2 separate regions of the Homo sapiens genome follow, and region 2 is linked to region 1. Evidence: chromatin loops called from intact Hi-C (ENCODE). Cell type or tissue: GM12878. All regions are shown on one strand. Each heading gives the region's core, and the rest is flanking DNA. Links, peaks and the distances in the headings are about the cores only. Region 1 overlaps ARAP1 (ArfGAP with RhoGAP domain, ankyrin repeat and PH domain 1). Region 2 overlaps IUR1 (imatinib upregulated ABL suppressing lncRNA 1).

Region 1 (7,334 bases), core at 1,184-6,183:
CAGAGGACGTGACTGCTTCTGTCTGGTGAAGTAAGGGAGGCTTCTAGAAGGAACCCCTGACTTGGGCCTTGAAGGATAAGTAGGAGGTGGCCAGGTGGAGGCCATTCCAGGCAAAGGGGACTGGGTGTGCAAAGCCCAGGGACAGAAAAGGACCTGGTGAATTTGGTGACAGGAGATGTCAGTGGGGTGGGAACAGAAGATGTTTAGAGAGAAAGGCTCAATGGCTGGCCCTCCGTCACCTGCATAGTCTGCTGACCGTGTGGGTGTGGCTCTCTCTTGAGGCCTCCCTGAGCCTGTTTTGCATTCTGATTTGCATGAGTCAGCCCTGGATCAGGGCAGCCTTAAAGGTCCTAACCCTTTCCACACCCAGCTCTGGAGTCCTCTTGGCCAGGCCGCCTCCCCTGATTGCATCCTCAGCTCCCCTCCGCACAGGCCTCTGCCCTGGGTTCAAGGAAAGACCTAGCCCTATGGGGAGCAAGGAGGGGAGGAAGGCAGGCTAGGGGTCCTAACTGAGGCCTCAGCTTGTCCACCACCACCTCCCTTATACAGCCTCATCCCCTACCCTGGGCCCAGCTGTCCCAGCACAGGCAGGCAGGGCAGCGACCCCAGCATCCAGACCTCAGGAAACTCCTCGGAGCTCCCCAACAGGAACCAAGAACATACACAGCCAGCTCTGGCCAGGCCTGGGTCTACAAACCACACCCCACTGGTACCACAAATGCACACCTCACACTACCTCAAGGGCCACACATCTCCCAGGGCCACACACACCTACCACCCCACCCAATGGCCACACCTCAGATCTGCCCTTTCCCACCACACACAGCTCCTACCAGCAATTCAACTGTGTGCAACAACCCCACAGCCCAATACCCCACCCTTGGCCCCCTCCCCGGCCCAGTCACCAGGTGATACCTCTGCATAGGGCCTCTTCGGTCTGCTGCCCTCCTGGGCCTTCTCCAGGCTCCGCTCACTCAGGCAAGAGTGTTAGAGGCACTTCCGCAGATATGAGGAACTAGTGGGGGCTGGGTTCCCAGCCCAGAGGGTGCAGAAGTGGCCCCCACGCCTCTGCAGAAGCCACCTCCCTCCAGCCCTGCCAGGAAAGGCAGCAGGTACAGCCTTCGAGTGGGCAGCTGACCGATCTCTGGGCCAAGCAGCCTATTTTCCATCTCTCGGGGACTGGTGGCCACCACATAACAGTCTCAGGAAGGCACACTGGGGTCTCCTGTCCTACCCCAGGCCGCATCTCTGCCCTATAACTCTCCCTGGCACCAGGAGATTCCTGTCCTGGCCCATGTGTGGTGTGGCCTGTCTTCTGGGGTCTCCGGAGTGCTGGTGGCTGATGGGGAGCAGCCCCTCAGGGCAGTGAGGACTGAGTGGGACCCCAGAGCCGGGGGAATGAAGAGCTGCCTCAGCTTGCTGGTGGGGAGTTGGGGGTCTATCAGCAATGTCCCTCGGCTCCAGGCCTGGGCCCCCTCCCCACCCAGTATGCAAGGCAAGTCTGGTTCCAGTCCTGGCTCCACCATTTCTTGTCTGAAGCCTGGGGCAAGTCACATCACATTCTGAGCCTCAGTTTCCCCTCCACAAAGTAGAGCTGTCACTCCCTGCCTCCTAGAGCCTGGCACCCAGATGACCATGACACGCCACCGCATGTGTACTGGAGGCCAGCGTGCTCTTCTGCTCACTCCTCTGCCGTCAGGCAGTCACTTCCTGTCCCTAGCCCTAAGGTCTTGGCTAGTCCTGACCCTGGGTGCTAGGCTTGTAGCCAGGCTCTGGGCTAGACTCCCTCCACATCCTGAGGTTCTCGGTTACCCCAGACACCAATGACTACCACAGCCTACCTCCAGCCATGTCCCCCTGCAGAGCTCCAGACCAGACCTGACTTCACGGCATTCTGGACCTCCCCTGGAATGCCCTGGCATGGCACACTCCCATCATACAATGAACTCACCAGCTCCCCTTGGGGACTGTGGGGAGCAGGGGGAGAAGAGCTGTCTCCAACCCAGGTGGGGCCTTTAGGCAAATAAGAAAAAGATTCCTCTTCTTCCAGGAGCCCCACACCAAGGGAAGCAGCTGAGCAAGAAGAGGACAGGCTGGGTTTCAGTCCTCCTTCTTCTGGCCCTCACTTCCCTACACCTGCCAGGCACCTTTGAGCAGTGCACAACACGCACACCCACACACAGTGGACCTGGTGGGAGGCAGGACCTTTTAACAACCTTCCTGCAGCAACCCTACCAGCATCACCCTAATAAAATGCTAAACCACAGTTTTATTAATGACTAAGGGACATGAAAGACCAAGGGACAGTAGGCATTGCTGACCCCACTTTCAGGCCTCACGCTAACTCCAACCCCAATCTTGAAAGACTTTCACTTTCTACAACCTTCATGTCTGCACTGTTTCAAGTTTTCACAATTATCACTTTTATAATTAGAAAAAAATGATAAACATGTTTTAAGTCATTACAATTGAGTTTGTTCCAGTTTGCTCCCCAAAACCATCATTATAAGGTAGCTTTATCATTTAAGTATAACATGCATAGATTACTAACAGAACTATTATAAGAGAAACTGCTAATTTCCTAGGCCATCTGGATGGAAAATAAGAGACTGACACTCAAAGCCCCCTCCCTGCCCCCGACTTACCCTCCCAAGGGTCTAAGACAAAGCTAATCAAATAAGGTCTCCCTCCCAGGCACTGGTGGCCAGCAGCACAGAGCGCAGCCCTCAGACTTTCACATGGGAAATGGACTGAGGCTCATTAATAAACTCGAGACGCCAGGGTCCCCGAGGTTTGTCCTCAAGACACCATCAGACCCCACCCTGGCCCTGACTCTCACCTACCACACCTTAAGCCTCACCCAGGGGCCCCTCATGTCCAAGCCCCAACCCAAAAGAGGGTCAGGTAGGGAAGGAGGTGTGGGATGACTCAGGAATGTCTAACATACCTCACTTGCAAATAAATGAAGCTGAAAGTTAAATGGTTTGGTTTTAGGCTTTGTCAAAAAGCCTATCACATACTATGCCCCTCTGGCCCCACCACATACCCCCGACCCCTAATGGGTCTGGGGACCCCTGCCGCTTCCCCCAACTCCTTCCTGTTTACCATGTTTTGGGCACACCCCTGCCCTGCATCCACACTGCCCCCATTCAACCCAGGCCCCTCAGCTTGCCTGGACTTCTGGGCCCTCACCGCTGCCTCCTGCCTCTGCCCCCTGCAACCAGGACATACTCTAGCCCACCGGGCTCATCTAATACATGGCATAGCTCCTGACCCCAACCCTCCACAGCCTCACCCCAGGACCCTCCCCACTCTCCCAGTCCTCACCCTCGGCCTAGCTCAGGCCCTTCCCACTTAGAAAGGTGACTCAACCAGCCCCACACCTACAGAGACCTGGGGCGCTCCCACCACCAGCAAGACAGGGCTCTGGCCTGGCTCCCTGGCCCTCAGGCACAGACACACTCTACAGGGGCTGGGGACTTCCTGTGGCAACTCCTCCCACAGAGGGCAAGGGGCAGCCTGAGGAGCCACAGGATGACTCCAGGAAGATCCTCCTGTGACCACTGCCCCCAGCGGGAGCAGGAGGGGGACTCCGAACACCATAAATGAGGCAGAAACAGGAAGAGACAGGGCTGACCGCAGCAGGGTGGGAGTGCACAGGGCTGACCACAGAATCACAGGCAGCGGGAGTGGACAGACCCAGTGACACCAGCACTCAAGATACAGACCCTCACCACGTGCCCTGGGGGCCGAGGGCCAGCACCCACCCTGCCCCAAGAGGGAAGGGGAGGCCGCCAACTGACTCCTCTGTGAGCTCACTGGAAACCTAAAGCTCCTGCCCACCAAGGAGGAGGGACTTGGTGGGCTCCTCTGTACCCCAGAACTAGGGGTGCAGGGGAACAGGGACCCAGACCTGCCTACTCTCTAGATGGCCCCTGGAATGCAGAAGACAGAAAATAAGGGGGTCCCTTACTGCTGGCACGTGAAAGGGGAAGCTGCCTGTGTTGGCTGGAGAGGGTGACCACATGGGTGGGGCCGGGACTAGGGTCAGAAGGGAAAGAGGGAGACAGGGGGACCAGCCCCACAGGCTTTGGCCTCCAATTTGATGTGTGACCTCAGTCTCCTGACTATAATCAGACAACAGCTAGGGAAGACTCCCTGACTCAGTCTCCCTCTCGATTCTCCAGCAGGCCCACAGGGAGCCCTGGAACTTGCTCACCTGATCCGGCCACCCCTGCTTGCAGCAACAAAAGGTCGTGTTTATGCAGTGCTTACCGTCTACCCAGCACCACACTAAACATATCACATGGATTGCCTCATAAAATCCTTCCAACAACCTAGCAAGCAGGTGGCTTCAGGCCATGTTACAGATTAGGAAACAGCCTCAGAGAGGTTAAGTAACTGGCTCAGTCACTCAGGAGCCAGAATCTGTATCAAGGGTCCTCTCAAGGGGACAGCGTGAAGACAGGTAAGGCCCAGGGAGGAGAAGGGGAGGTTAAGTGATAGAGGGAGAGGGAGGCTGAGTGCAGACTGAGAAGGGCCTTGAAGGCCATGCTAAGACCCCGATCCTTACTGTCCAGACAACAGGAAGTCATGGAGGACAGCAGGGTGCTCTGGTGATGGAGCACACTGTGACAGACAGGCAGCAGGCAGGGATTCCTCCTGCTGTGGGATTTGGGAATTCAACTAACTTCTCTGAGCCTCAGTTTCCTCATCTGTGTAATGGAATTAGGATAGCTCCACCTTGCAGGCTTGTGAGGGAGGGATGAAGCAGATCTCAAATCTGATCAGTTCTCACTCCCCAGTGACTTGCCACCTCCCTCAGAGTAAAAGCCAAAGCTAGCAGCCGGCCTGCCAGGCCTGTGCAACCTGTCCCTGTGTGCCCCCACTCAACTGCTGGGTCCCGAGCTCCTTCTGGCTGGAATGTTCTTGCCCAGGCATCTCCATGACTCCTCATACCCATTCGGGCACCTCCTCAAATGCAAGGCCTTTCTTCCCTGACCACTCTATCCTAAAAAGCACCCCATTAGCCTCTATCTCCTTACTCTGTTTCCTTTTTCAGCATCCCACTTATCACTACCGGACACTGCCTTATATGGATATTTGTTAAAGTCAGACTCTTTAACTGAGAGGCACAGACTTTGTCTTATTCACAGTTGTATCTTCCATGGCTAGGACAACGTCAAGAAAATGCTCAATCGATAATATTTGTGAAATGTATGAATGGAAATCTACAAAGGCCTGGCTTGCAGGCATATTGAGCAGGCACTCAATATGTGGCACCTTCCAGTGTTTTCAGCCTTTGCTGCCCACCCTTCTGAAGTGCCCCCACCCCCAACCCCCACCTCAAATCCCTCCCCAGGGAGCCTCCTGAGCCACAGCAGCTGTGGCTGGACACACACACGGAGGCAAGAAGAGGGTGGCCAGGGGCAGGGTCTGCAGAGGGTTGGACTGGGAGGCCTTTGGTCAGGGCCTGACCCCAGCTCACCCTGCTCAGGAGGCTTGGGACAGGGGCTGCCTGGAGAGATGGGCAGAGTGAGGGAGAGTTGGAGGAGGCAGGTGTCAAGGTTCAGCCTGGAGGTCTAGGAGTTGGAGATTGACTCTGAGGCTCCCCGGCACCCTCCATGGCAAGGCCTGTCCCTTCTTTTGACCTCTGAGGCTGCCCCAGCACTTCCTGCTGGACCGGCCCCTTAAACACTGCTGGGGATGCCCTCACCCACACAGGGGAAGTGTGACTCTCAGTCCCCCTCAACCATTCCCCAGACCAGGGCAGAACCACCCCAGACTTCTAGGAGTCTCTGAGACCAACCCCCAGCCCTCAGGCAGGGGCTACCTCTCCTGCCTGCCTACCCCTTGCCTGACCCCCCATTACCCAGTGGGGCTCAAGGGGCTTCCACCCACTGGCTCCTGCCACCTGCCCCTCCCCTCTGGTCTCATTTCCTCCACTCTCACGCTCCAACACCAGGGCTTCACCACCAAGCCTTTGCTTACCCGGTTCCCTTTGCCTAGAACATCTTTCTCTACCTCACCCTGCAAGCTCAAGTGCCACCTGCTTGAGGAAGCAGTCTCCGACTCCCACAGTCACAGCCCTGATCACACCAGATGTCACCATCTGTGACTGTGTGTGTCACCATCTGTGACTGTGTCTGTCACATACATACTCTCTTACCCCCAACCCTGGCTGGGTGCTTTCTCAGGCAAGACCAGGGATACCTGTGTCCCAAAGGTGGCACACAGTGAATATCTGTTGACTGAACGAACATTTCCCAATTTTACACATGGAGAGCCAGGCAAATGACAACTTGCCACTGCAAATCAGTGGCCAAAGTGTGGCCAGAACCCAGCCTCCAGCCTCCCAATACGAGGTGCCTCCCATTCCACCCAGTCCCACCCAGTTATAGTTCTACTATAGTTCTACTACCCAGCCCTGCCTTCTCGACCAGTACCACACAACCCAACCACCTGCTCCTTAGGCACTTAGGAACCACCAAATCAACCTTCCACATTTCTAGAAATGAAAGTAAGTCCCAGTCCCAGAAGGGGCAAGAACCTAGCCAGGGCCGCACGGGCAAGTCAGGACCATGACTCAGACCTTGGCCCCCGAGCCTGAGCTCAGATATCTCCAGCAGCCTGTTCCTTGGAAGAACTGGGGAGGGGGCCTCAGGCAACATTAGAGATACTGGAGCAACCTCCCTCCCCCGTCCCCCACATATCTCCAAGTGGGCTAAGCCAGTTCTGCACTGAGAAATGTGGGTTTTCAGGCCACAGGCAGTAGAGGCAAATGAGTGTCCTGGTTCATGTCCGTGGAACAGAAACTGGAACAGAACCACTAGACACCCCCTGGATCTTCAGACTCCCTAGGCTTAGCATGTCCATCTTTAGAGCCGAGAAAGAGACAGAAGGAAGAGAGCAGCCCCAGGCAGAGCAGGGGAGGGAAGCCTTTAGCCAAGGCTCTGGTGCCCCTTCACCAAGCACGGGAGCCGCTACCCCAGAGCTTTCCTGTTATCATCTGGAAAAGTGTCAGTCTCCAACTCTGCTCCTGGAGTGGAAAGGGGTGGCCCATTCTCCCTACCAGGCACACTGTGGCCACTGGGAACAAACTTGCATTTAAGCTGCAAACCCACACAGCAGCCCAAGTTTCTTTCTTTTTTTTTTTTTTTTTTTTTTTTGAGACGGAGTCTCGCTCTGTCGCCCAGGCTGGAGTGCAGTGGCTCGATCTCGGCTCACTGCAAGCTCCGCCTCACGGGTTCACGCCATTCTCCTGCCTCAGCCTCCTGAGTAGCTGGGACTACAGGCGCCTGCCACCACGTCCGGCTAATTTTTTTTTTTTTTTT
Region 2 (7,334 bases), core at 797-5,796, 410 kb after region 1:
ACTGGGCTGCCACCATTTAATTGAGCAAATGATTTCTGTACCTGTAGTATTCTAGGAGGGGAGAATGAAAAGTTGAATTAACAGGTACCCTCAATCTAGACGGAGAGGCAAGATATAGAATTCCCTAATGATTGTTTGAGTCTGAGTAATTCCAAAGCACAAAATCAAAGTGCTGTGGTTGTTCTAAGTGGGGGAAGACTGCCTCTGTCTAAAGGAGGGGCCCACGAGGGCTGCATTGGAAGTAGGCCTTGATGCATGGGAGGCAGGCACTCCCTGCGGAGGGACAGAGAGAGCGAAAACCACAAGCTGAATGGGCCTGAGCCACGTTTGGAAACATGGCTCTATCCATATTTCTCTTGGATAGAGAATCCTGTGAAATGAGGTAGATGGTGTAGCCTTGGGTGGCCCTCTTGAATGTCTGCTCACAATTTCCTCCTTCCTTCCTTCCTTCCCTCCCTCCCTCCCTCCCTTCCTTCCTTCCTTCCTTCCTTCCTTCCTTCTGTCTTACTTTCCTGTTTGTTTGATTGAGATGGGGTCTTGCTCTCTCACCCAGGCTGGAGTGCAGTTGTGCAATCACAGTTTGCTTGCAGCCTTGACCCCCTGGGCTCAATCAGTCCTCCCACCGCAGCCTGCTGAGTAACTGGGACTTCAGGTATATGCCACCATGCCTAGCTAATTTTGTTGTAGTTGTTTTTTGTAGAGACAAGGTTTTGCCACATTGCCCAGGCTGGTCTCGAATGCCTGGGCTCAAGCAATTCGCCCAGCTTGACCTCCCAAAGTGCTGGGATTACAGGTGTGAGCCACCGCACCTGGCTCTGCTCCCAATTTTAAAAAGCAGTAGTCCTTTATGGTTTTATCACACTCCACAAATATTGGCTATCTCACTCATCCTATCAATGTCCCCATCCCCGTAGACTTCTGGGAGGAGATCTTGTTTGTGGCACCCAACAGGCACACTAGATGGATGGATTTCAAGGTCTGTAGACCCAGAGGTTTAACAGTAGTGGAACATTAAGTGTGGGCAGCCAGGTCATGGAATACAAGGCCCAGTCAGCAACCTAAGGGAGGATGTGCCCAAGGGCCTGCACAGGCCTGTCCTTTGCTCATATTCAGCCTATAACCTCACCTGCTGTGCTGAGCCTGTGACCGGGGGAGGTTTGTGAGTGAGTGGTCCATAAGGAGAAGATGGGGTGTGTCTGAAAGACAAGATACCCTGGGCTTGGTCACACTAACTCCAGTACCTTTCCTGTCTGCACACTGGGCACTCAGCTTCCAAGTAGATGTGCACTTAGAAGCTGCACATCTCAAACAAACAAACAGGCACATCAGCTTCCAAGCAAGCCTGCTAATAGGCTATTTTGACCATGCACCCACTGCTCAAGACCCTTTTATGGCTGCCCACTGCCCTCCAAATTTAGCCCAAGCTTTTTAACCTGACATTCAAGGTCCTTCACTGTGTGACTCCAGCCAGCCTACATAACCTCATCTCTCAGTCCTACCATTTTAGGTACCCTTTGTTCCAAAGACACAGCATATATGTACACACACACAAACACACACACAACTTTTCCAGCAACTCATCAGGCTCTTTAGCAACTTCATGCATCTGAACATGCTATTCCCTCTGCTTTTAACACCCTTCTCTCTTTTCTCTACAGGGTCAGCTTAGGGTCTTGGTTAAGAGCTTGAGTCAAGTTCCAATTCAGACTGACCAGTTGGACCTTTGGCCCTGCTGCTCTCTAGCTGTGTGGCCTTAACTCCATAATCTGGATGCTGTGTACCTCTCCAACATGAGCTCACAGCATCTCCCCTCCACCGTGTTCTACTATGTTCTGCCCTGGGCCTGTTTACCCTTGGCACAGCTCTGACTCTCTCTGGGCCTGTGTCACTATATATGTTGGGATAATTCGGTACCCTTGAGGCCCACGTGCCTCTGTCACTCTGTATATTGGGATAATTCTGTACCCTTGAGGCCCACATGCCTCTGTCACTCTCTAGTCTGTCACTATCAAGACCAGAACATGCTTTCTAGATGGTACCGGAATTACTCTGAAAGTAAAGCTTCACCTGTTCTCTCTGGGACAGCTGGAAAAACCTCCAAACCAGCACCGATCACAGAGAAGTGACTGCATCAAGGCCAGAGGCATCTTCCAGATATTCCATCTGGGTGAGAATCTTTCAGCCATATCTGGAGACCGTTAGTCTCCATTTGCACCCACACCCACACCCTGCACTGTGCCCTGGGAGGCAGACCTCTGTGGGCTCCCTCATGAGGCCTTCTTGCCAACTGGCTTCCACTTCGGTCTGGACATGATTCCTGACCCCTTTGAGTGCTGGGCCGTAAGACTTTTCCACTGTTGCCAGCCTCTGGGTGGGTGCCTCAACGTCCTTTTTTTTGTTCTCTTACCCTGCCAACACCTCAGTACAGTAGTCCCCTCATTAAAGTCTCTTCATCTGAACCATTAGGGGTGAATTGCTTCCTGCTGGTCCCCAAATACCTGACCCTGCACCTGGAGATGATTGATCTGAATGGGCAGATCCAGGTGGAGGGTCAGGTATTTGGGGACCAGCAGGAAGGAATTCACCCCTCGTGGTTCATAACCCCTACAAAAAATAAAAAATTAGCCAAGCGTGGCAGCACATGCCTGTGGCCCCAGCTACTCACAAGGCTAAGGTGAGAGGATCATTTTAGCCCAGGAGCTCCAGGCTGCAGTGAGCTGTGATGGTGCCCCTGCACTCCAGCTTGGGCAATGAGGCAAGACTCTGTCTCAAAAAAACAAACAAACGAACAAATGAAAAAAACAGACACAATCATGTCAAGATTTGCCCCAGAACAAAGAACTCATCAGCGCAGCCCATGAACAGCCCCTCCCCAAGTTCATGCTTTGGGCCAGGCATACTCAATGCTAGCTTCTCTGGGCACATGAGGGTCTGATTCTGACTTATCAAGAGCTCTTGTGGGCAGAGCCCAATGAGACAGGGGCACCTGCAGCTGCAGTGAGGTGACAGTGAAGTAACAGTGACTAGTTTGGTGAACCAACACTACAGAATAAAACAGGCCTCAAGGCAAAACATGGTCAGACCACTGCTCAGGCAGCATGAGCAGTGCAGGTTGGTGTAGGAGAAGCCAAGGAACTTGAGCTGCTCGGGGCAGCCTCGCTGGAGGGCCTACAGGACCTGGATAGGAACCATGGGATGCTAGAAAGGGTGGGATGGAACACTGGGAGGGGTGGGGAGTAGGGAAGGAATATCTCAGGAGAAAGAGTTAAGGCCTAGCAGAAGGAAGTGGGATCTCTGAGGGCAGGAACAAGAGGCAGGGGCTTGGTCAGGCATAGCCCCTTACCCTGCCCCGTCCTGGAACAGGTCTCCAGCCTGAGGACAGGCCCCTAGCATCCCCCACAAGCCATCCCCCTCCTTCAACTGGAAGTCACCCCAACCCTTTCACTTCCCTTGCTTACGGCACCTGCCCAGACCACAGCCACAGCTGGGCTCAGGTTTCAATTCTTGTTTCCTCCACACCTATGTAGTCTCTTGAAAAGTTTCTATTTCTTGACAGGGGCTAGGCCTGACACCTGACACCCTCAATCCTCTGCCACTGCCTCTTTACAGTTGTTTCTGCCTGGCCCCAGCCCTGTACTTTGGTCCTCTGCCCTCCTAGCAGCCCGAGCAAGACTGCTAATAGGCTATTTTGACCATGCATCCGTGGCTTAAGACCCTTTTATGGCTGCCCACTGCCCTCCAAACACATTCAAGGCCCTTCACTGTGTGATTCCAGCCAGACTATGAAACCTCATCTCTCAGTCCTCCCATTTTAGGTACTCTTTGTTCCTAACATACCGCACATACATACACACGCACAAACACACACAGACAACTTTTCCAGCAACTCATCAGGCTCTTTTTAGCAACATCACACATCTGAATATGCTGTTCCCTCAGCTTTTAACACCCTTCTCCCTTTCTGTACTTGATAAACTCATATTTGCCCTTTAAACCCCAGCTCAAAACCTCTGCTTCTGTGAAGTCTTCCTCCTTCTCCTAAGTCAGAATTAATCTCCCCTCCTCTGGGTCTCCATAACTTTGTTCAGATCTTGATGACAGCAGCAAGCACAAGCAGACTGGTCTTCCAGACTTCTATTTAGCCATGTCCTCTTCTGAATTCCCCTTCCTTTCAAGACTCTGGCCCCAGGTGGACCACTTAATATCTATATGACCTTGGGCAAGTTGCTTAACCTTCCCTGGATCTCTGGATGAATGCTGAATTAATGCTCTATGTCCACAGCTTTTCGGCACCTATACATGCATTGATAATCACAATTAACCAATGATTCTGTAACTATGTCCTACCAGGCTGTGAGTCCCTTGCCAGCAGGGTAACAATCCAGGTTCCTTGTAACCAAATTGTCTCTGTATCCCCAGTGCCCACCATTCCAGAAACCCTTATTGCACAGGCAAATTTAGCCCAAACTCCATTTTTGCAAATGGAGAAACTGGACCCAAAGAGGCACAGAGATTTGCCTAAGGTCATGAACCAGCTTCAGAGTATTCTCCTTTGCCCTCCCTCCAAATCTTTGGGCCAGCATCTCTCCAAAGACTGTCTCTGGCCTAAGCTAGGGCTCTGGACCAGAGAACAGGCCTGCACCAGGCCCCACTTGTCACTGTCCTGTGGACTCTCAGGGTAGAAACTACCAGATGCCCAGACAGTTTTACTTCCCTCCTGGCTGCAGAGACCATGCTGAGAGCAACTGTCAGACCTCAGACACTTCCGTTTCACCCAGAGCCAGGCTTCCTTTTCATATCTTCCTTAGGCAGCAAGCAGACCTTGGGCCACAGCCTCTGCACCAGACCCTGGAGAGTTTTGTTTCTTCTTGGGGGCTCGGCCCAGACAGCCACAGTAGTGAACTCCCCCTGAGGAGCCTAGCAGGAGGTTCGTGGCAGGAAAGTTTGTGGCAGGAAAGCCTGATAACCCACAAACCCTAGAAATTGGAGTCTTGACTTTGATGACACCTCATCTGATCTGTATGGTTGGGGACAGAAAGGCCTCACATAAGGAAACTCCTGGAGAATCATAAGCCCTCAGAGCCCTTGGTAAAACCTGTTCATTTTACGGATGGGGAGACTGAGGCCCAGAAAGGGATTTGCCCAGAGCAGATATGCAATGGTGTACCCAATGCTGATCTTAAAGGTTTTGATCTGTGGTACCTTTAGTTGCTTTTGCCCATTTTCTTTCTTCTCTTTTCTCTTCTATTTTCTTTTCTTTTCTTTGACGGAGTCTCGCTCTGTCACCCAGCCTGGAGTGTAGGGGTGTGACCTCAGCTTACTGCAACTTCCACCTCCTAGGTTCAAGCAATTCCCCTGCCTCAGCGCCCCGAGTAGCTGGGACGACAGCATGCACAACCACACCTGGATAATTTTTGTATTTTTATTTTATTTATTATGATTTTTTAAGATGGAGTCTCGCCCTGTCACCCAGGCTGTAGTGTAGTGCACGATCTTGGCTCACTGCAACCAAGCAATCCGCCCGCCTTGGCCTCCCATAGTGCTGGGATTACAGGCCTGAGCCTCCGCTCTCGGCCTGTTTTCTTTTTCTATTTCCTTTCTACCAGCCTGGCAGATGCCTCCTCTCTCTGCTGCCTTGGTGAATACCTGCCTGCCTGCAGCAGCAACTTCTCACCCCCAACATTGGCTGCCAATTAACCTTTAAACCTTTTACAACCAGATCACCATGGGCTTCATGCTCAAAGTGTAAAGTGAGAATGTAAAGTATGAGTAAATGGATTCACATCAAGGTTCTGGGGATCATCTTAGGTATCTAAAGGCCTTTTATACTTAGAATATGGTTTCTGCAGCAATTCTTCAACAGAGAGAAAAATCCAGAGATAAAAATGGGGTTCAGGCCAGGCACAGTGGCTCATGCCTGTAATCCCAGCACTTTGGGAGGCCGAGGCAGGTGGATCACCTGAGGTCAGGAGTTCGAGACCAGCCTGGCCAACATGGTGAAACCCCATCTCTACTAAAAATACAAAAAATAGCTGGGCGTGGTGGTGTGTGTCTGTAATCCCAGCTACTCGGGAGGCTGAGGCAGGAGAATCGCTTGAACCTGGGAGGTGGAGGTTGCAGTGAGCCGAGATTGAGCTATTGCACTTCAGCCTGGATGACAAGAGGGAAATTCCATCTCAAAAAAAAAAAAAAAAAAAAAAAGAATGGGGTCCAGGAATATGTTTTCACTGCTCTTTGTCAATCCTCTCTCCAGCTCACATTTCACCCACACACACTTGGAGGGTGCCTCTGGAAGGATGACAACAGCTTGCGCCTCCATTTTTCTCACTTTGGTAATTCATTATCATCCCTAAGGCTGGAAAGGGCATTAAAGTTCAGGCAGTTCAATTCCAAGTTCGATTCAGAAATTATTTCCTCCATCCATTCTTCTGCTCCAAAACCTTGACTAACTCATGCCAGATCTAGTGCTTGGTGCTGTGAGATCCAACAGGGTCTTGCCTTCAGGGAACTCACATCTGAGAAGGGAGACAGGTGTGTAAAGAACACCTACAGTGGAGTGTGTAATGTGGTAGAGGGGAGAGTGATCAGGTTTCTCAGGGAAGGAGATGCTCTCCTGGGATCTTGAAGGATGAATTTACCAAGCAGGGAAATGGGGGAAGGGCTCCAAGCAGCTGTCAATATTCATACCACCAGAACTTGCCCTGTCAGTCAGGCCACTTCTTACTCAGACTCCCAGACTTCTGCACAACCCCTTGCCTTTCTCTCAGGCTTTACTCACCCACTGTGTCTGTCAAAAAACGTTCCCAGGCACTTCATCTGTAAAGGTCCTGTACTGGGTCCTGGAGACTCCTGGCCTTGAGGAGCCCACAGCTTGGTGGGGGATGGATGCATAGAGAGCCAATGACCACATAGTGTGAACATGGGAAGGTCAGAACTGAAGAGCCAGCAACAAATGCTATCTGAGCCATCCTTGGGAGGACAGGGGAGACTTTCTGCAGGAGGTGATATATAACCTGACATCTGAGCTATGGAATCTCCTACATCCTCATAGCACTCCTTTAAGGTAGGCCTTATTATTCCCTTTTAGATATGATAAAACTGAAGCCCAGAAAAGGGCAATGCCTTACCCAAGGTCACATGATTAGTGAGCGAGGTAGGTATGCATTCACCCCTGTGTACCCAGCAGCAGAGGTGGAAGTGGCACTATTGGAAGAGCTGGGCCTCAGGGGCTAGGACCAGAGGTGGAATGTTCAGAAGCACGGAGGGAGGAGCAGAAGCTGAGAACCTGGAGCTGATGGAACCTACAGGTTGTGCCATCTCTCCCAGACATACAG

What was found. A loop is a pair of places that touch in the nucleus more often than their neighbours do. Peaks named below come from ENCODE experiments on the same cell type or tissue, not always from the same donor. Only the 100,000 strongest peaks of a DNase experiment are listed, where the experiment ranks them.
Region 2: a loop joins it to region 1, with 2.4 times the contacts of the local background. A loop is called at or near these places in 5 of 110 quality-filtered maps.

The regions. Positions count from the first base shown.
Region 1 is chr11:72,738,038-72,745,371 of GRCh38, forward strand. All of the region lies in intron 1 of ARAP1 (ArfGAP with RhoGAP domain, ankyrin repeat and PH domain 1), which reads right to left. Among named protein-coding and RNA genes, the nearest start is that of ARAP1, 11 kb to the right of the region's middle. RefSeq lists enhancers at 3,117-3,894, 3,421-3,470, 3,541-3,620, 4,672-5,448. In GM12878, for the core only: a CTCF peak has its summit at 3,614; a DNase peak (open chromatin) is centred at 6,080; H3K4me3 peaks cover 2,795 bases; H3K27ac peaks cover 4,670 bases.
Region 2 is chr11:73,149,606-73,156,939 of GRCh38, forward strand. It overlaps IUR1 (imatinib upregulated ABL suppressing lncRNA 1), which reads right to left. Exons shown (of 4, transcript XR_950294.3): 4 at 6,175-7,334. Among named protein-coding and RNA genes, the nearest start is that of FCHSD2, 11 kb to the left of the region's middle. RefSeq lists enhancers at 3,139-3,248, 3,489-3,708, 4,319-4,368, 4,839-5,078, 7,132-7,221. In GM12878, for the core only: no CTCF peak of the experiment used is centred there; DNase peaks (open chromatin) are centred at 3,036, 3,526 and 4,756; H3K4me3 peaks cover 1,409 bases; H3K27ac peaks cover 4,714 bases.